Regions from separate parts of the Homo sapiens genome. Here all the other regions are linked to region 5. Evidence: chromatin loops called from intact Hi-C (ENCODE). Cell type or tissue: heart left ventricle. All regions are shown on one strand. Each heading gives the region's core, and the rest is flanking DNA. Links, peaks and the distances in the headings are about the cores only.

What was found. Peaks named below come from ENCODE experiments on the same cell type or tissue, not always from the same donor. Only the 100,000 strongest peaks of a DNase experiment are listed, where the experiment ranks them.
Region 1: a loop joins it to region 5, with 4 times the contacts of the local background. A loop is called at or near these places in 7 of 110 quality-filtered maps.
Region 2: it touches region 5 in a loop (19-fold over the local background); 54 of 110 quality-filtered maps call a loop at or near these places.
Region 3: it touches region 5 in a loop (10-fold over the local background); 88 of 110 quality-filtered maps call a loop at or near these places.
Region 4: it touches region 5 in a loop (7-fold over the local background); 54 of 110 quality-filtered maps call a loop at or near these places.

Annotation. Positions count from the first base shown.
Region 1 is chr4:146,340,450-146,344,449 of GRCh38, reverse strand. All of the region lies in intron 5 of SLC10A7 (solute carrier family 10 member 7), which reads left to right. Among named protein-coding and RNA genes, the nearest start is that of MIR7849, 66 kb to the left of the region's middle. In heart left ventricle, for the core only: CTCF peaks have their summits at 1,655 (motif pointing left) and 3,492 (motif pointing left); no DNase peak of the experiment used is centred there.
Region 2 is chr4:147,587,895-147,592,291 of GRCh38, reverse strand. All of the region lies in intron 3 of LINC02507 (long intergenic non-protein coding RNA 2507), which reads right to left. Among named protein-coding and RNA genes, the nearest start is that of LINC02507, 20 kb to the right of the region's middle. In heart left ventricle, for the core only: a CTCF peak has its summit at 1,820 (motif pointing right); a DNase peak (open chromatin) is centred at 1,826; H3K4me3 peaks cover 282 bases.
Region 3 is chr4:147,094,918-147,099,314 of GRCh38, reverse strand. It overlaps LOC105377476 (a long non-coding RNA gene), which reads right to left. Exons shown (of 3, transcript XR_939316.3): 3 at 2,016-2,494. Among named protein-coding and RNA genes, the nearest start is that of TTC29, 150 kb to the right of the region's middle. In heart left ventricle, for the core only: a CTCF peak has its summit at 2,097 (motif pointing right); no DNase peak of the experiment used is centred there.
Region 4 is chr4:147,595,621-147,600,017 of GRCh38, reverse strand. No RefSeq gene overlaps it. Among named protein-coding and RNA genes, the nearest start is that of TMEM184C-DT, 19 kb to the left of the region's middle. In heart left ventricle, for the core only: no CTCF peak of the experiment used is centred there; no DNase peak of the experiment used is centred there.
Region 5 is chr4:147,017,138-147,021,534 of GRCh38, reverse strand. LOC105377475 (a long non-coding RNA gene) reads left to right here and starts at 530. Exons shown (of 5, transcript XR_939315.3): 1 at 530-673; 2 at 1,542-1,665. In heart left ventricle, for the core only: a CTCF peak has its summit at 2,275 (motif pointing left); a DNase peak (open chromatin) is centred at 2,274.

The DNA.
Region 1 (4,000 bases), core at 1-4,000, 680 kb after region 5:
GTAGTCTACAAGTGAAATGAAAAGAATTCAGGCAGCGTGGCTCTAACCTAGTTCTGCTTTTCACCGCTTCTTCCGTGTATCTGTTTGAACCAATTAAACCCTCTAAAAATTCCAAATGATTTGTAGTGTTGGTAGAGATTCCTGTGAGTGTTTAGACAACATTGAAAATTCTTGAAACGTGATATTTTTGCATTGGTTACTGGTGTAAGGCATAGTCTCCATTCAAAGTAAACTGTGATTTCTGCATAGCTTCCCGTGAGCATCCGGTCACTTCATTTTCTGTAACAAAGACCCACTTAGATACTGCAACTTAACTGTGTTTATCTTTCAAGAACTGATTTGTGAGGTGAAGCTAAAGTAATGGGAGATTGTTAATCTCTGTGGTCTCTTCCGGGTCAGAAATGACATGATTTTATCTTATTTTCTTATGTAGCACACAAACGCTTTCTGAGGGCAGCTAAAAACATTTGGAATGATGCATCATTTAAAAATGAGTTTTGCTTCTCTGATTGACAGACTCGAAGAACAACATTCCTTTAGATGAGTTTTGTTGAATTTGTTTAAAAAATTCCTTTAGATGAGTTTTGTTGAATTTGTTAAAAATTCATTTTCATTCTTACCTTGTACCTGTAATATTAAGTTCCACCATCACTACTAGTGGGAATAAATTCTATCCTTTTTTTATTGATGTTAAACATATATTTCTATCAATTCAATATTAAGTACTTTATTATTGTACTTCACAATCATGAAAGTGCCTGCAGGGAAGAGGAAGACCATGCCCATAAAAAGACTACTAAATCTGTACTTCTCTTTAAATCAGTAGCTCATCATGGACGAGTAATGCTCTTGACCACTAGTTTATCTCCCACATCATTAATATTTTCTGTTCTTTAAGGAAGGACATACATAAGTGATTAAACATTGTAGAAGGACAATTGAGAAGCATTTACACTCCTTCATTTGAACTGAAATTTGTAGGTTATCTTTGAGATGTGTCACTCATAGATAAATGGTTAGGAACATGTTGGACTTAAGAGGTCACAGATGAGTGGCCCACAGGCCACATGCAGACCACAGATGTGCTTTCTATATTCTGGGTTTCCTAAGTTGCCCTCACTTCCTATTATTTTACTTGTGGCCCAATCTGCACATTCACCTTGCCAGTCTGGTGGCTGTCAGTATTTGAATTAGTAGCTCTATAGCAAGCAGTCATGTCTGGGGAAAATAGAAAAACAGAACCCAAGAAGATTACAGTACTGTGTTGTAAGAAATCACCTAATAGAAAATTGTTTGACAAGGATGTATAATTATTCATCTTTTAAATTCTTGGTCATATGAAAAAATAACTTTAAAGGTAAATGAAAATAATAGTTGATTGACAAGCATGCCTCAAAAATGACATTTATTATATAAAGATTTTTTAATAGCTTAACACAGGAGTTAGGGTATGAGATTATGAAACGGGGTTGTATCTTCCTCAAAGAGGTCATCCATCAAAACTTTGCTTTTTCATTATATTACTCTTCTTATTTATGTGCATTGTTTTATCTATAAAAAATATTTAATGTATATTTAAATATATAGAATCAACCACACAACTAATTTGTCAAATGCATACCTTTGCAGTGTTAGTTTATCTGGAAGGTCCCACAGCACCACCTAGTGCCCTGTATTTTATTTTGCATAATATTTTTATAAATTTAAGAATTCTTATCACATTTGAATATCAAATATGGCCCTGAAGCAAATATATGGTTTAAGTAGTATTATAAATAGAATGCTCTAAAGTAATTATTGCATGCTTTATTGAAAAATTTAAGTGAAACTCTAAAAAATGATGATTGTAAATTTTAATAATAGTACTATTATTAAAATTTACTGGTAAAAAAATTCACTAGTATTTCTAATTCACATATAAAGACATTCTTAAAAGATTGTTACGTTGTGTGTGATCTAATAGAACTATTGGTAAGGTTTTTGTCCAAAACAGATATTTATTTCTTCTTATTTTTTTCTTGTATTTGCTGTTCTCTAATAAATTAAAAGTAATTTTTTAGGCTTCCTCTTGGAGGTCATGATTTCTAAGTCTTTATACTTTTAACACTATCTACAACAGCTCTTATAAATTTCAGATAAAACTGTATAATCACTTTTTAAACTAGAATTGTGAGATATTTAGAGATAGATAAAATACTTCTACATTAAAAAATAAAATCAGTCAAATAAAAGAATGAGGTGTGCTTATATATTCTTTTATGGAAAGAGCTCCAGGAAATATAGAGAAGTGGGAAAAGATAAAGCTATGTACAGAATACTGTGTATAGTATGATTATCTTAAGAAAACTGTATAAATTTGAATAAGTTAAGAACGCTAGGCTAGATGGATGAGTAGGTGGGTAGAGGAATGGGTGGATACTGTTTTTTTTCTGTAAGGAATTACAAGAAATTGCTAATGTTTCTGAGTTGAGAGGGAGCTAGAAATTTTCAATTTTTCTTTGTACTTTTCTATACAACTAAAAATTTTCTAATGAGATTCATGTATAACTTTGTTTAAGGCCGACAAGGGTTATTTGTGTTTTAAGATTATGAACCATTTCATTGTTCCTTATAATATTTTCTGTATTAAAAACAAAGCCAAATTTTTAAATAAAAAACTAGTGTTATAAGGTTAGCATCCATCTCATAGATTTGTCTTTTTAGAAGGCTTTACCATACATTACTTTTTAATAGAACATGTAAGCCCCAAGAAGGCAGAGAACTTTTGTCACACTGTATCCTTGACTTCTGGAATTGTATCTGGCACATAATAAGTGCTCAGTAAATTAGCATTGAATGAATGAATGAGGACATATTATATTGTGTCCAACTACTATATAGAATACTATGTAATAATGAGATGTATTATGGTGAAATTTTATCCTATTTATGTATAAACATATGTGTGCATGGTTACATTCTTATGTCTGATGTTATTAAAACACTAACACTGATTCAAGTTAGTTCAAAATACAGAATATCAAAAACTCTAAATTATACTTTCAAATGTTTGTGTATGGCCATTTTTGGTTTTGGGGGGGTTTGGTTTTGCCTATTCTTAATAAAATATTTTATGCAACATATTAGCTATATTTGGAACTCAGTTATATTGAAATTCAATCCAAATGGTTACTAAAGAACAATACTGTGATCATTTCCCTCTTTTATTTAAATTCCTGATAATTCTATCTTAGTGACCTAATGGTTGCTACTTTTAAAGTTCCTGCAATTATACTTATATTAATCATAAAATGCTAATTACTCATTACATATATTCAATTCCTAACTACTAATTTAAAATTCCATGACATTTTATAAGCTACTGTTAGTGAAAATCCATTCATAAGCATAAGTTATATTGTTTTATTTTAAACATGCAGTGATTCATACTAATGTGCTGTGCATAGATTTTTTTTTAAACTGTCAAAGTGTGTAGAAGTTGCCCTCTACTGGGGAACTAGAAAAATTATGTTAACATAGATTTTCAATTTCCTTAAAGACTTAGGTAAATCCATTGATGTGATTTACCAGATGATTGCTTCTTGCTCTCTGGCACTTTTAAATTCTGAAGATATTGAAATGATTAGCAGAAGATATTTAAAAATAAATGTCTGATATGAATATATGTACATCCATTTCTAATATAAAGTCTTGGCTATTTCTTATTAAAAATTCCTTAGTAACAACACCCAATGGCTAAGGTCTAGAAGTAATTTTATTGGGATAAGTCTCTACTGAAACATTAAGGAAAATTAGCTGTATATACCTATGTAACTAAAAATGACTCAGTACTGTTTTTAATAATTCACCATAGAAATGTCCAGGTTAAAAGTCTAAAAGTCTAATCACTCTCTCTCTCTCTCTCTCTCTCTCTCCATATATATATATACACACACACACATATATATGTATATGTGTATATATATATTTTGTTTTTTGTTTTGTGCTAGAGCCTTTGCAT
Region 2 (4,397 bases), core at 64-4,063, 570 kb before region 5:
ATACTAATTGCTACTTTGAATATATAGTTGTGACATTGTTATTAAATCTTGTTATTAAATGCATTAATAAATAAGCACATATTTACAAATTAGTATTTTAAAGTTTTTTTTTTTTTTTGAGATGACTCTTGCTCTGTTACCCAGGCTGGAGTGCAGTGGTGCAATCTCAGCTCACCACAACATCCGCCTCCTGGGCTCAAGAGATTCTCCTGCCTCAGCCTCCCAAGTAGCTGGGATCACAGGCGTGTGCCACCACACCCAGCTAATTTTGTGTGTGTGTGTGTGTGTGTGTGTGTTTAGTAGAGATGGGTTTTCACCATGTTGGCCAGGCTGGTCTCAAATTCCTGACCTCAGTGATCCATCCACCTCAGCCTCCCAGAGTGCTGGGATTACAGTCGTGAGCTACTGCGCCCGGCCGAGTTTTTAAAAGTTTTTTGAAAATTTTATTTTAAAATAGTTGGCTTTCTTTGTGGGGCATTTTAAAAAAGTTCCAGGAGCTTCACTTAGGCTTCCAAAGGGATCTATGGCACAAAAGTGGAAAAGATCCCCTGCTAGGGCCTCGTGGGTAAAACAGCCTGGGGCTCAGGCTATGGGTCACTCTCGCCTGGTATTTTTTCTTTGTTCTTTTGTAGAAAATAGTGGGGACTTAGCAGGCTCAGGAGAGTGCAACTGCAGGCAGAAACAAGAGAAAGTTCAAAATATGTCTAAACTTTACTGGAAGATTTACTGGTTATCAAGTCAGAAGACTTTGGATCCAGTCCAGGCTTACCTTTAATATTCTCACAGTAGATGCATTTGCTCATTGAATCAGCCAATCTTTAAAAAGGGCCTATCACCAGCCTGACCCTATGCCTAGGCATTGGAGCAGGCAGGCCCAGGGTTGAGTCCATTCTGTCACTCACCAGAGGAGTGACCTTGAACAAGTTATTTCATATCCTGAAGCCTCAGTTTTCTAATCTGTAGAATGGAGATACTGATTCTGAATTTAACAGGGTGGTTGAGAGGATTAGATAAGATGGGTGTAAAGTACAATAAACACAGAGAAGATTACAGTTACTATGAATCACCATTTTGTCTATAAACTCTTGCATCAATGTGCTGCTAGTTGTCAAAGAAAAGCATATAAAACAGTCTTCTCTTGTATCACTGATTAAATATTTTTTTCTGTTAATGTTTTTGAAGCATTGTTTAGAGAACTGTAAAAGTAGTTAAAAAGAGGAAATATGACTGAAAATTCATATTCCTGAAAATATATGAATGTTAAAAATTGTATCAGGTGATATAATGACTCATCAATAACCTTACTAGATTATTTATTCTTAAAAGATATATTTGGTCAGGCGCAGTGGCTCACGCCTGTAATCCTAGGTCTTTGGGAGGCCGAGGTGGGCGGATCTCTTTGAGTTCAGAAGTTGGAGACCAGCCTGGGCAACATGGTGAAACCCTATCTCTACAAAAAAATACAAAAGAAAAAATAAAAAAGAAGTGGGTGTGGTGCCTCGTGCCTGTGGTCCCAGCTACTCGGGAACTGAGGCTGGAGGATGGCTTGAGCCAGAAAGCGGAGGTTGCGGTGTGAGCTCATATCACGCCACTGCACTCCAGCCTGGGCAACAGAGCGACACCCTAAGGGAAAAAAAAGTATATTATAGTTAAAAAACTTAAAAAAAGTTCTATCTGTAATTATGATTCTAAGAGAGCCATCCCACTGTTTTCTTTCCTGATACTATATTTTCTAAAAGTCTAAACACAAGGCTTTCCTTTGTTTTGGTTTTGAAACTTTGACCATTTATTCATAAACCATGCTAAAAACAGCAACTACCACCAGGTCGCGCTGTAGTTCCACAATGAAAACAGGCTGGGGTCTAAGGAATTCTCGAAGGTCTCAGTTGTCACATCATTTCTGTTTTTTGAAGCAAAGAGGGGTGGAGACAAATATTTAAAAGGAAAAAGAAAAGCTTTTGCTGAAAATAAATAACTTCAAATTCACTATAATTTAAACGTTGATATTCAGCAAAAAAGATTTTATCTGAGAATGTTGCTATTGCTACTTTTAGAAAAAATTGCTTTCAACTCAGTCCTGTTATTTTCCGGATGGAAAAATATAAAATAAATAAATAAAAACCGTGCTGAAAGTTTTCTTTCCTATATTCTCTAGTGGTTGATGGATAATACTATTTTTTTAAAATCCCAAGATGAGGTATATTTTATTTAAAAATTATAGTGATAGCTTAGGTATAAACCAGGCTTTAGAAAATATATAAACACTTCATCTTAAAAACAGTTTTTTTTTTGTTTTGAAAAAGCCCTTTTTTCTTTTTTGGTCTTATTTTTCCCAAATGTCAATATTTATGAGTCAGGGGTTGTGGGAAATGTTACCTAGAGCTACAAGGGCCGGAGATTGCCCTCTTGTATCCCTGGGGAGTTGAGCATGAGTGCCAGAGGGCAATGTTTGGCTGGAAGGACCCAAGCCTGCCTTTCTTTGCACCCCACAGTATGCCCTTTGAAGTGAAAGACATTTCTGTACTCAGCTCTACTTCATAGGAATTCAACTCAGGATGAGCAATGCACACAAATTTCTGTATACCCTTTTAGTATAAAAACAGAGGCAGACTAACAGAAAACCAAAAAAGCCAGAATTAATGCAGGCTGTTTGGAGTTTTGGAAACTCTTCTGATAACTTAAGTCACAAATCTAAATTTCTGGATGAGACTATTTTTTGATCATGTCACTTTCAGAACATCAGTCACTTGAAGTTTAACCCCTTTTAGGATTTGGGTGGTATTATTAGGAGTTTTGTCAATGGCAAAGACAGAAGTCCATGAGAAAGAAATCCTCACAGAAATAAGGTAAAAATCACGAAATATCAGTAAATTATGAAGCTTACATTTGTTTTGAAAATGAACCCATCAGCATAATGAAAAAAAATGCATTATTTAATCCAAGTGTTTTAGTTTGCTTCCTTACAAATTGTCCGTTATTAGGGACTGAACAAGAAAATAAAAGCTGAAAATGAACAAGATTTACTGAGTGGAATACAGGGGAACTGGGAAATATGCTGGCAAATTGGAGCCATTAACAAGTTAAAAAAATCAGAAACAGTTTTGAAAACCAGAAAGTCACCAGTAAAATATATCCGTAAGGTCAAATGAGCTGTCCTGATGTTGATTCTCAATTTCCTCCTGCATTTATTTGAAGGAGCTTCTCTTTATTATTATTATTTTTAAATTTAAATCTTTAACCCCCATAGATGGCTATGTCTCCTAGTATCTTTCAGCTAAGGATTATAACTTTTTCTTTGCTCTATGAACTTTAACACTTCTTTATTTAGCTTGATTTATTTTTAAATGTCCCACCCAAATACTTAACTGGTTCAAGCACTTAACTGGTTTCCAAAGGCTTGTTGTATAAATAACAAGATAAAAATTCATAGAACATTTTATTTTCCCACATTGGGAGGTAATAGTCCTGTTTCATTTTTGGAAAAATATGGCAAAGAATTATTGAGGTTAATGAAAAATTAAGGGAAATGATAGCATCAGGTTTTTTGGGGAAAAAAAGATTCTCTCTGGGAAGAGACTTTCATTTCATTTTCTAAACACATGGGTGTGGCCTTTGGCTTTTTTCTCCACCCATTGATCAGCTAATTCTAAATGCATTTTCTCCACTTGCCAATGGTATGCCAGCATTCTGCTGTTTATATTCTCTAGCCTAGTTTTTTATTTTTATTTTTCTGTAAATGGGGATTAAAATATTTAGCTCGGAGATGTTGAGAGCATTTAAATAGTAACGTGTTCAGCCCTTGGCGTACAATAGGTATTCAATGTGTGATACTTTCCTTCCTCCTTTCTTCATTAACTGGAACACACACACACACACACACAAAACACCAGTTTACCCATATTAAATACCTCTATGAGAATGTAATGCAAAACGTGTTTAAGTTAATTTGTACAGCATTTACCGTTCAGCATATACCATTCTTGCAACCCAGTTATAGACATGCTTAATGAAATTAGCATTGGAATCAAGGCTCTGAAATTAAAAGTAAAATTCAGGTGGGTAGAGTTGGCATTTAAATATTTTGTATATTTAATTAATATCCGTATGCATATTTATTTATCACTACATTTATGTTTAATTTATTATTTATCTTATGTATAGTATATATTCATATGTATATTTATGTTTATCAGTTGTGCATACGCCTGTGAATGTTTTAAGTCTGTTTTGGAATAGGTCACTAAGGCATGGTTCTATGAAGGTATTTCAGGTTTTGCGCTTCTATTCACTTCAAAAATGAATTGTTAAATAAAATTTGATACTGTAGGAAGCTGAAAATAGTCAACTTCCCTTAGCTAGGCACCAATAACATAGAGTTTTTGAGAAAATCAAGCAAG
Region 3 (4,397 bases), core at 243-4,242, 78 kb before region 5:
CCAGTCTTGGAACTCTCAGAAACAAAAAAATTAAGCTAGAGTAACATTCAACTTAAGACATATCATGACCTAATTGAGATCACTTAGATGAAACCAATTATTTAAAATTAAAATGACTAAAATTACTTATAATATACCTCTTTGATTTATTCCTTTCCTTACTTGCTGATCATATGTGCACTAATATCTATGGTCAAGTGTGCATGTGCAGACATGAAAGTCTTCCTCATCCAGATGATTTGGGAGGCCAACTCCCTCACACAGCTGAGTCCTTGGAACATAGGCAGGCTCAGTCTAGGATGGCTTCTAGAGAGAATACTTGGAGCAGCAATGTGACCCCCTAAGATGTCAGAAGTGGGGAAGGGGCTGAAATCTCCCTTTCAAAGGCTCACAGCTTCCTTGGCAGCTTGAGTAATTGGAAGAAACTAGTAGCCCAGCCATAGCTTCAAAGGGTGGTATCACTGATGATTTGAGAAACTCCCGGTATTAACATCTACCTTAGAACCTTCACAAATACACAAACATGAGAGGATTTGTCATACTATTGTTAGAGTCAAATGAAACACAACCTTGTTGTCAACTGACCAATACTTTGATTTTAGAGCTAGAAACTAGCATGAAGATTAAGGGGGTCTGGTGGTAGTAGCATCTGTAGTTGGGAGAAATCCCCTCAATAATAGAATTTTTTTTACTAAATTTTTTTAATGACTGTGCAAAAACAATTTATTTTGAGAATAAAAATATCTATGAAGTTCAAAATGCATGACAATAATACAAAAGATGAGTTGGTGGTAAATGGAGTTAAACTGGTAAAATTTCCTAGCATCATCAAGGAAATGGTATAAGCAATTATTTTATTATTTATTTATTGAATTTTTTTATTTTTCCATAAGTTATTGGGGTACAGGTGGTATTTGGTTACATGAGTAAGTTCTTTAGTGGTGATTTGTGAGATTTTGGTGCACCCATCACCTGAGCAGTATACACTGCACCATATTTGTAGTCTTTTATCTCTCGCCCCCCTCCCACTCTTCCCCCCAAGTCCCCAAAGTCCACTGTATCATTCTTATGCCTTTGCAGCTTCATAGCTTAGCTCCCACATGTCAGTGAGAACGTAGATGTTTGGTTTTCCATTCCTGAGTTACTTCACTTAGAATAATAGTCTCCAATCTCATCCAGGTCACTGAAAATGCGGTTAATTCATTCCTTTTTATGGCTGCTTAGTATTCCATCATATATATATATATATATCACAGTTTCTTTATCCACTCATTGATTGATGGACATTTGGGTTGTTTCCACAATTTTCCAGTTGTGAATTGTGCTGCTATAAACATGCGTGTGCAAGTACCTTTTAAATAATGACTTCTTTTTCTCTGGGTGGATACCCAGTAGTGGGATTGTTGGATCAAATGGCAGTTCTACTTTTCGTTCTTTAAGGAATCTGCACACTGTTTTCCACAGTGGCTGTACTAGTTTACATTCCCACCAGCAGTGTAGAAGTGTTCCCTGATGTCTGCATCCACACTGACATCTACTGTTTCTTGATTCTTTGATTATGGCCATTCTTGCAAGAGTGAGGTGGTATCACACTGTGGTTTTGATTTGCATTTCCCTGATCATTAGTGATGTTGGCATTTTCCCACATGTTTGTTGGCCATTTGTATATCTTCTTTTGAGAATTGTCTATTCATGTCCTTAGCTCACTTTTTGATGAGATTGTTTGTTTTTTTCTTAGTGATTTGTTTGAGTTCGTTGTAGATTCTGGATGTTAGTCCTTTGTCAGATGTATAGATTGTGAAGATTTTCTCCCACTCTGTGGGTCGTCTGTTTACTCTGCTGACTGTTCCTTTTGCTGTGCAAAAGCTCTTTAATTAGAGCTATTTATCTTTGTTTTTATAGCATTTGCTTTTGGGTTCTTGGTCATGAAATCCTTGCCTAAGCCAATGTCTAGAAGGGTTTTTCCAATGTTACCTTCTAGAATATTTGTAGTTTCAGGTCTTAGGTTTATGAAATATATTTACATTATTTCCTGAGCTGTCTTTTCCTTCAACTTGAAACTTCTCGCAATGGTCTGATTCATTAATGTCTTCAATTGACCACTAGATGGCAACATTGTTCTTTTATGTTGCAGCTTTGACTCCCAATAAGCAAGACAGATTTAATTTTCCAACAACCAATTTTAAAAAGTAAAAATGCAAAAGCTAGTAATTTAAATACATCACTCTGTACAATGGGAACAAGGTACAGCATATTAAATTATGATTTTTCAATTCATTTACCTAAAAAGTGTACTACACAGTATTCTATTTCTGTGCATTTTTGGATAACAGACATTTGTACCTGGTGCATTTGGAGATGGTGTGGCCTCGGCTCTTCTAGTCTTTGTGGCTACAGAGAACTGCCCAGATGTTGAAATATGTTTTCATTCAAATCATTTAACATCTCTCTTGATTTTGCAACATCCTGGAGCAGTGATTTCCAAATCTGGAAGCTAAATAAATAAATAAAATTCCAGGAACCCGTCCTCAGAGATTCTGATTTAGTAGCTCTGATGTGGGCATGGGTATCTGAGTTTTTAATAGCACCTCCATCTGCTTCTGATTATCAACAAGTTTGGAAGTGGTCTTCGTGTCCTTAATTCCTTTAGCAACAGAATCCTTCAAATAATATGAATTTTAAGTCAACTTAATTTAAAATTGCCACACTTTTTTTTTTATTTTAGCAAAATGGTCTTCATTAAAAATACTCAAATATCTCAATTACTAGAAAGTTGAATTCATTGTAAAGATAGTAGGGCTTTAACAATTGTAATTAATATTCATTCACCCTGTGTGTCTGAAAGAAAGGTGATCAGACCCACGTGTGAGTTGGGATTGATGTGATGAGAAAGATGGCTCGCACATGGGTTGCCATTCCTGTGTGTTTCTCAGAATGGGGATCCTTGCACTGGGGAGGGGTGGATTTCTGCAGGAATAATTTCAGACATTGCAGAAGGATGTGTCTCTATTGTTATTCTGTTAAATACTAGGATGTATAACATAAAATGTCATTATCATTTCGGATAATTTTGAGGGTCCCATCAGCTATGTGAAGTAGTATTTTTCTTTGTCATTTCCCATTTTCCCTCTTCTCTTTTTCTCCCTGTCACTTTCTCTTTCTCTGTGTCTGTCTCTCTCCCTTTCTCTCTCTGTCTATATATATATACACACACACACATATATACACATATGTGTTTATATACGTATATACACGCATATATACACTTATGTGTATATACACATAAGTGTATATGTATGTATATGCACTTATGTGTATATACACATATGTGTATATGTATCTATATACACATATGTGTATATACACATGTGTATATGTATGTATATACACATGTGTATATACACATGTGTATATGTATGTATATATGTGTATATGTGTGTGCATGCACTTGTGTGTATGTACACACACGTGTGTATGTGTGTGCATGCACTTGTGTGTATGTACACACGTGTGTATGTGTGTGCATGCACTTGTGTGTATGTACACACGTGTGTATGTGTGTACATACACTTGTGTGTATGTACACGTGTGTATGTGTGTACATACACTTGTGTGTATGTACACACATGTGTATGTGTGTATATACACGTATATATACATATGTGTATATGTGTGTATATACACGTATATATACATATGTGTATATGTGTGTATATACACGTATATATACGTGTATATGTGTGTATATACACGTATATATACGTGTATATGTGTATATGTGTGTATATATACACGTATATATATACGTGTATATGTGTGTATATATACACGTATATATATACGTGTATATGTGTGTATATATACACGTATATATATACGTGTATATGTGTGTATATATACACGTATATATATACGTGTATATGTGTGTATATACGTGTATATGTGTGTATATACACGTATATATACATATATACGTGTATATGTGTGTATATACACGTATATACACACATATACACGTATGTACACACATATACAGATATATATATCTAAATAAATATATATTTCTGTCATTATTTGTTCTGGATCATTATTAACTCTTTGGTTTAAGGTGATAGCTTTAGACCAATTAATCACTGTTCAAATATTATTTGCCTTGGCTCATTTGAATTAAGTGACCTCATTAGTTTTTTTTCTTTCTCTAATATTATATTTTTGTATTTAAAAATGATATGAAAATATAACGAAGACTAGTATTACAAAATAGCACTATCCTTTTCTGGTGTTAATTCATGAATGTGTATAAAGGCCCTCATAATGATAATTAAAGAGAATGGTGCTTTCTTGAATGGGTTTACAGTTAAGCTACACATAATGTTTAAACATTAAAAGCCAGTTTT
Region 4 (4,397 bases), core at 232-4,231, 580 kb before region 5:
TTGCTTAGTCATTGTGCTGGATTACACCATGGTAGGTGGGTTAAGCTGGGAATTACATTCCATGCATGGTTCTGGGTTAGAGTTGGCCATAGAGGAAGATGCACGAGATTTGGAAGGTGGAAAAGAAGCAACGACCATTATTCTTGGAAGGTCTCATGGTCAGATAGATAGACACAGAGGTGTCTGGGTCCACACTTGTTCTTCCTCTCCTCCACACTGTCCAGCTCGGCTTCCTGATTGCCAGCCCAACTCACCAAAAGCAGACCTACTCCCTCCTCCCCCTTACCCAGATGCTTGGCTGCAAACCCATAGAGGTGGTAGCTACACAGAGGGAACATCTTCCCGTAGACCTCTCTGAGAGCTCCCGCTTTGCAATCTCACTAAAGTGGCTGGGTATATCTGGTGTCGCAGATTTCCCTGAAAGCTCCAGTTTACCTACTCATGCCAGTGCTTTCAGAGGATTCATTTATGACTCTTTCTTAAATTCTCTGACTTTCACTTTCTCAGCTGCTCTCACATTTGTGTGAGATCTAAATTCCTATAATAAATCTTTTATTCCCATAATAATCTAGTGGCTTTGCTTCTCTGATTTAACCCTAACTGCTATAGCTAGTTTGTGTTTCTTTCACAAGCCGAAATGATAGCAATCTTAGATATTTTGCAATCTTAGATATTTTGCATTCTTAAACAAAAGGACACAAAATAAAGGGAAACATCAAGGCAACACTTTGAGAAAATATATAATAATAATAGTGATAATAATCTTTTTGAGACAGGGCTTGCTATGTTTCCCAGGCTGGCCTTGAACTTCTGGGCTCATGAGATCCTCCCACCTCAGCCTCCAAAGTAGTTGGGACTACGGGTGCATGCCACTGCACTTGACTTTATACAATGTTTTTAAAGGAAACAAATTTTAGATTTTCTTGCAACATTTTTTTTTTTGAGATAGAGTCTCGCTCTGTCTCCCAGGCTGGAGTGCAGTGGTGTGATCTCGGCTCACTGCAACCTCTGCCTCCCGGGTTCAAGCAATTCTCTGCCTCAAACTCCCAAGTAGCTGGGATTACCGGTGCCCGCCACCATGCCCGGCTAATTTTTTTGTATTTTTAGTAGAGACGGGGTTTCACCATCTTGGCCAGGCTGGTCTTGAACTCCTGACCTCGTGATCCACCCACCTTGGCCTCCCAAAGTGCTGGGATTACAGACATGAGCCACCGTGCCCGGTCAACATTCTTTGTATATATAAAGGACAGATTGATGATAACTCATAGTGATTTTATTAAAATTGCCTAATATGTCCTGAAATTCTTGAACCAAATTGAGAAAGATAGATGTGACTTGTGCCTTTCCCAGGCAGGTAGAAAATGACACTTTAAGGAAGGTACATTATGAGAACATCAAGCCTTGGGGTAAGGTGGATGCACTTTGAACATGGATTAGTGACAATGTCCTCAACTTTACCACTATAGATTGAGCCAGAGAAGCAGAATCACCAGGAAATGTGTGCATGTGCATGCACGCTCACGCGCACACACACACTCACACCATTTTTTATTTTGTTTTATTTTATTTTAACAGTTATTTAACCTGATGTGTTTGGAATAGCTGGTTCAATAGTCTCTTTAAAGGCTTTTGTATTTGTGTTTGAGGATGGAGCTCCAAGTCCAATCTTCCTAAGGCTTGATACCTTCCTCCGCAGTATACCAGGAAAGTTCTTCAGACCAAGGTGTACTAACTTCCTTAAACACAGTTGGAAGAGCTGCTTCTCTTGACAAAGAAGGCTCAACCAAATTTAGAGGTTCAGGTCCCCAACTTCACTGGAATCTGCCAATTTGTCTCCATTCCAATTTTCTAAGGGCCTACTCATTTTGGGCGTGTGAAAATATCCCTTCCGAGGTGAGGGACAAGTTGTTGCATCTGTCCTCTATAAGTTTTCTATTGCTAAGTCACAAATTACCAGAAACTTAATGGATTAAAGTAACCCATATTTATTATCTAACAGTTTCTGTAGGTCAGATGTTGGGGCACGGCATGGCTGGCTTCTCTGCCAGGTATTTACTCGGATGCAATAAAGATATTAGCTGGGACTGTGATTGTCATCTGGGCTTGGCCATTTGTGGCTTTGCTTTTTTGGAAGGTGTTTTGGAGATCTTCCTTTGTTATTGGCCTCACATAGGAGGGTGTGCAACTAGAGCAACCTTTTACAAGTTCCTCAAGGTAACTGCAAACAAACTAGGCATGGAAGGCAGAGAGAGGGGAGGAGTAACATACTTGGGGTGGTCAAGGAAGGAAGAACTTCAGGAATGTGATTTTTAAGATTGAGCTGTGGGCACAAGCAGAACACATTTTGATAACAAGCTAGTAAAGCTAGCTACATTAAACATTTTTTTTTGGTAGCAAGTGATCCAAATTTAATTTTATTTCCTTAAAGAAAAAAAATTTGTTGACGTAGTTGGAAAGTTCAGAAGCTCAGCCAAGTTCAGATGTGGCTGGGTCTAGGGGTTCATAGTGTGGCTGGGTACACGTGTTGTCTCAGATTTCCCTGACACCGACAACAAATTGGGGATTGTCAGCAGTTAGGTTTCCTACAGTGGAACAGACTGGTCTACAGAGAGGCAGGCCTGAGAGAGTTTCTCTTCTCCAGTTTTAGCCAGGCCCTTTCCTAGTCTGCATCTCATTCTGTAATCTTTCAGTGTTAATTTTGAGCTCCTACCTCCTAATATGGACTTTAATTGTTGCAGAAAGAAGTGCTTCCTGTTACTTCTCTAGAATAATTTCATGGATAGTGATTGGCTTGGCTCCAGCCACATACCTCTTTCTGAATCACTGTGCTATGCACATGGCATGGGGTAAACAAATTGGCCAGGTCTGGGCTATGTGCCCTTTTTTGTAGCTGGACAAGGGGTAGGAGGAGATTGATGGGGGCGGGGTAGAATGGGTCCAACTGCACCTGTGCTGCATGGAATGCAATCTCTACAAGAAATACAAATGGTGTTTCCAGGTGCAGGGGGAGGGGATGTTTAGCAGGCAGAAACAGCAGATATCTTCTACACTCAGTAACTATTGGCTTTAGTTCTATAAGGTCATGGAGAGGGCTGAGGAGAGTGGAGGAGAGATAGCTCCTCACCGAAAGGTTTGAGTTACTTTTGTCCACCAAGGGGGAACACATCCATAATTCCACATCATTCAGAAAAATCTTCCCAATGTATAATTTTTAGGGAAATGATGATATATTGAGTTATTTTAGTCATTTTCTTATGTACAACTTTCTAGTTTCTTGTTCATGTTTCCATTTTCCCCATTATCCAGGTACAGTAAAGGAGCTTTCTTTATTCTTTCTCCTCTCTGACCCATCAGTGACTCAGATTTGACAACTCTTGCTTTGTAATGTAGTTTACACCTTCCTGTTCATTATTCTGGGTTAGATCTTTATTACCATAGGCATAGCCTGTCAGGAGTCTACTAACTATTCTCTTTACTTCAAGCAATCCTGCCCTCTACTGCCGGATGAATCTGATAAAATCTTATTCTGATCATGTCAATTTTCTACTTTCACAGCCTGCATTTGCTCCACATATATATTCAGATGAACTCCATATTTTTTACCTGGTGTCTTAATCAATAATCTTATGTTTATAACAGAATAACTGAAACTGAATAATTTATAAAGAAAAAGAACGTATTTCTTACAGTTATAGAAGCTCAGAAGTTCAGGGTCAAGGGACTGCATATGGTGAGGGCCTTCTTGCTGATGAAGACTCTCTGCAGAGTCTCAAGGTGGTGCAGGGCATTACTTGGCAAGGGGCTGAATGTGCTAGCTCAGGTCTTTCTCTTCTTATAAAGTCAGGAGTCCACTCCTGTGATAACCCATTACTCCATTCACCCCTTAATCCATGAACGGATTAATTCCTTGATAAGGATGGAGCCCTCATGATCTAATCACCTCCCTAAGGCCCCACCTCTCAATCCTGCCACAATGGATTAAATTTCAATATGAGTTTTGGAGGGGACACATATTCAAACCATAGCTCTTGGCATCCCCAGGCCTCTATAATATGGCCTGGTTCCTGCTATCCTGTCCTCAGGCCATCTTTCTGTTTACAGTCACAGTAAACATGCCCAGTGCTGCTTCTGCACGGTGCCTACTCATCCTTCTCACTCACAACTCTCTCCTTTCCCTGAGTCTCCCATTTGAATCTAACTCATTCACTCCGGCTCAGCCTAAGTCCAGCCACCCATGAGATTTCTCTAATATTCCCAGTTGACCCTTATCTCTCTTCTGAACTCCATAGGGATTCTTCTCTGAGCTGCCTGTCACACATTTCCCTTACTCTCTTGTGTCATGAGTTATTTTTTCATGTATAAGTGTTGTGTATTCTCAACTCACTTTTAAGTACTTC
Region 5 (4,397 bases), core at 230-4,229:
ATGTATTTGACAAGGAAAAAATGTTTTTGCAAGATTTACGTAAGAAACAAAAGGAGCACTGTGGCTTGTTGGGTTCACCTCAGCCATAAATTACTTTAACAACTGGCACAATAGGCTCTGAATATACAGTTGTTGAATAAACGAAGAAATGTAGTGATCCATGAAGAGTAGAATCTGTAAAAAGTCTTTTGAGTTTTGGAGATATAAAAACAGAAATAGACTGGTCACAGTGGCTCATACCTGTAATCTCAGCACTTTAGGAGGCGGAGGCGTGAGTATCTCTTCATCCCAGCAGTTTGAGGCCAGCCTGAGCAATATGGTAAAAAATCTCTATCAAAAAAAAAAAAAATACAAAAATTACCCAGGTGCTGTGGTACATGCCTGTAGTCCCAGCTACTCAGGAGGCTGAGCTGGAAGGATGGTTTGAGCCCGGGAGGCGGAGTGTGCACTCCAGCCTCGGCAACAGAGCCAGACCCTCTTTCAAATAAATAAATAAATGAAAATAAGACCAGAAATGCTCACTTTACTTTTTCTTTTTTTCCTAAGTTTATTAGAGCCCCTCTCCTTAACTTCAGTGTTCCTTCAGCTGACTCTGCCTCTTCAATGACTCTCCCACCATGGCCAGGCTAACAGTGTGTGCTTTAACAGGGATGGTGGTGACACCCCACGCTCAGTAAGTCTCTCTGGGCTCTAGTTCTCATCTATGTCCTGAATGCCCTTGCTCTGGTCAAGAATACCTGTCCTCTCTTCCACTGCTTGATTCTTAATTATATTCTTTACCCAGCTGCTACTGTGTTCCTGGTTTTAAATGTAAGTATGAGCTTTGGCCCCTTTCTTTATCACACAAACCATAATCTGTGGAGTTTTTCTGTCTCACCTTTGTGCCTTACCCAGCACCGGTCTCTCAGTCTCTTTCCTACCTCTCAGGCTACAGTGGCTGGGTGTGCCGAAGATTCCTTAATGGCCAGTGTAACTGACTGATGTGTTTCTTCAGGAAGCTTCTCCATACCTCAGACAAGCGCACACCCAGAGCTTGAAATCACAGGCCTATAGACTCGAACTTTTCTAGGTAGTTCACTAGAAATAAAGGAGAAACCTAGGCTTCAGGAGAGTTCTAAAGGCCCGCTGTGTCCTGAGGCTCAGGAGTACACTCCACAGGGGTTGATCTGAGTATGGCCAATAGGACCAGGGGCTAAGCATTTTAACCAGAGCATCCCCAGACTCCAGGCTGGTGCCTAGAAATGCAGTAGCAAACAGAGGTCCTGCCATCCTTTCTTCTCAGTATGGCTATTGCTGGTATCTAGGTTTTCAGAGGGGTTTAGCCCACCTACCTGCTCTCATGCTCAGCAAGAGAAAGAGAGATAGACAGGGTCTGCCCTCCAGCCAGAAGCCTACAGCCTCCCAGCAGCAGCAGCATGTATAGAGGCTCATGCGGGAAGAGAGGACCTAGGAAGCCAGATATGGGCCTTTTCCAGTCCTTCATAGAGAGCAGTGCTCCATGTGCTTCTCCCCTGCTCACAGGTGATCTGTTTCTGTCTCAGGACTGAGATGATGACGTAAGGAAGTAGTCACAAGGCAGTATGGATAGCAGGCAAGAACTGGGGTCCCGGGGCCGCACTGCCTGGATTCCAAGCCTGATTTTGCATGCATGACTTGAGACTTCAGGTAATTTGTTTAAACTCATTGTAACTCAGTTTTTTCTTTATAAATTGATATTTCATCATGCAACAACTGTTTATTGTGCTAATTATTTGGGAAGGGTATCATTTTGGGGGCTAGGATATAGCCATCAACAAACCAGATAACGTTCCCTTCCACTGTGCAATGTTAAGTTCTAGAAGGGTTATAAGCAATGCACAAATACATACATTTCTTCCGGGAGATAAGAGCTGTGCAGAAAAATAAAGGATGGCAAGGGAATAAGCAGTGGGGTAGAGTATTTTCATGATCAGAACAGTGTTCACTGGGGAGATGACATTTGACCAAAGGTCAGAATGCCATGAGGAGTAAGCCATGCATATACCTGGGAAATGGTGTTTTGATTAGAGGAAACTTCAAGTGCAAACACCCTGAAGCTATAAGCATGCCTGAGATCATGACATGATCTATTAAATACAGTTGTTGTGACGTTAAGTGAGTTAGTTCATTAAAGTTGAGCCTGCTAGATAAATATTTCTTGATTAATATTAGGTATTAGTATTATCAGAATGCTTCATACTTTCTGGCCCAGCTGGTCCACTTCCACACCTGACCTGTGGCCTCGCTAATGTTGGGGGACACTGCCACCTGCTGCTTCTTGTTGGTAAACCATTGAGTGTGAGTAGCATGTTGAGAAGCTGATGTGGAGTCTGATCTTCTGCCCTTGGTGTCCCTGTATCTTGGCTTCTTCTGGCTAGATGTTCACTCAGCTCCTTAAATCCACTCTGTTTTCTGCTTCATCAGATTTCTACCATTAGTACTGCCTATGTCACCTGTCAAGTGTCAGCTTGCCTTCCAACACAGTGCCTGACATCCAGGACAATTGTCGTATAGGGAGATGTCTTTAAACACAGAAGACTGCTTTCAATACATGTTTCACTAGGGCCTGTGCTTCTGCCAAATGGCTATCTTTGGCTTTGAGCCTAAGAACCCATGGAGAAAAACAAAGATACCAAGTTACGGTGGAGTCTAATGAAAGAAAAATGGACCATCTCCCCCAGAGCTACCACTGCTTCAATGCATTCACCATTTAAGGCTGGTACCTGCTCCCACAGACTCATGACTTTCTGAAACAGCTCTGTTGAATGCATTTGTAATTTGCCACTAAAAAAATTATACTTCCACGTGTTTACAACCTTGTCCATATCTGGGAAAGTGACAAGTAGAAAGTTGGCTTTCTAGTCCTTTCTGAAGGAAGGGTCTGGCTTTGGTCTGTCTGTGCATACAATGGTGCTGTTTGGTATATGCAGAAGCCTGGGTACCTACAGGATTTGCTTAGTGAATATATCTTATATGACCTTCTGGTCCATCACACTTACATAATCCCCTAACATACCATCCCATAGTCAATAACAATAACATCAATTACAATAGACATTTCCTGAGATCCTATTAAAAAGTCATATGTTGGCTAGGCACGGTGGTTCATGCCTATAATCTCAGCACTTTGGGAGGCCAAGGTGGGAGGATGACTTGAGGCCAATAGTTTGAGACCAACCTGGACAACATGGCAAAACCCTGTCTCTACTAAGAATACAAAAATTGGCCGGATGTGGTGGCAGGCGCCTGTAATCCCAGCTACTCAGGAGGCTTGACACGGGAATCAGTTGAACCCAGGAGGCAGAGGTTTCAGTGAGCTGAGATTGCACCACTGCCCTCCAGCCTGGGCAATAGAATGAGACCTTGTCTCAAAAACAAAACAGATGTTTTGCTAAAAACTTTTTATTCATTATCTCATTTCAACCTTGCAACAATCCTATGTGACCCAGATATCCCATACATCAGCAGGTTGTAAGATCACACCTCCCATGAATATCCAAACCACAATAATCTAGGTCTCCTTTCCTTATTACTGTCAGAGGTCCAGTGGCTTCCCCAGTTTCCCTTTCATGAATCTCTTGGAACCCCTGGGAAATTCTTCCTGTCCCTAAACCTGTCTATCTATGGCATGTTGGTTTGGGTTTGCGCTGCTACTGGGCTCTTCTGAAGGTCTCCTCTTCCTGTCCAGAGACTCTTTTCAGGCATCAGGGGCTATTCTCCTGGCACAGCTTTGTCTGAAGTGTAGGCTCAGATGCTTCCCATGTTTTCCTATAGTGATAGGGAAGATTGAGCTGTAATGTGTGAGACATTTATGATGGCTTTGGGGAACAGAATGAATTAATGCTCAGAGGACTTAATACTGGTTATTAGATATGGTTACTGTGGGAGTCCTCAGGCTCAAGCCCCTTCTAAAGCCCCAGCGTGCAGTGCATAGAGCTTTTAGCTCCCTCCTTCCAACATATTGCAGGGGTCAATTTAAAATGCTGGCACTTGGATATCCTTGCAAATATCTCTTGTATTTTGAGTCTAAACTTCTTTTTTCTCCAGTCCTAAACAGAGGGACATTTATCCCATATTATCTAAAATCTTACCCTTGAGCTTTCATTTTCTACCTCTGGATGGGGAGCAATCTCATCTCTAGCCACAGGACCTTACCGTAAGGCCCCCAATACGTAAAAACACCATAAACCAACATATGGGGACATTTCTCAATTTCTGAGTGATTCCCTGCTGACTCACTGCACATACGAGGCCTAAATAGAGCTGTCCAGATTGAGCCTTGGCATTCCCAGATCAGTCCCTTACAGACATGGGGCTAAGACCAGCTGCCACACCCTCCCTGACACCTTTCAGCCTCTGCTCCCAATCTCCATCGTCTT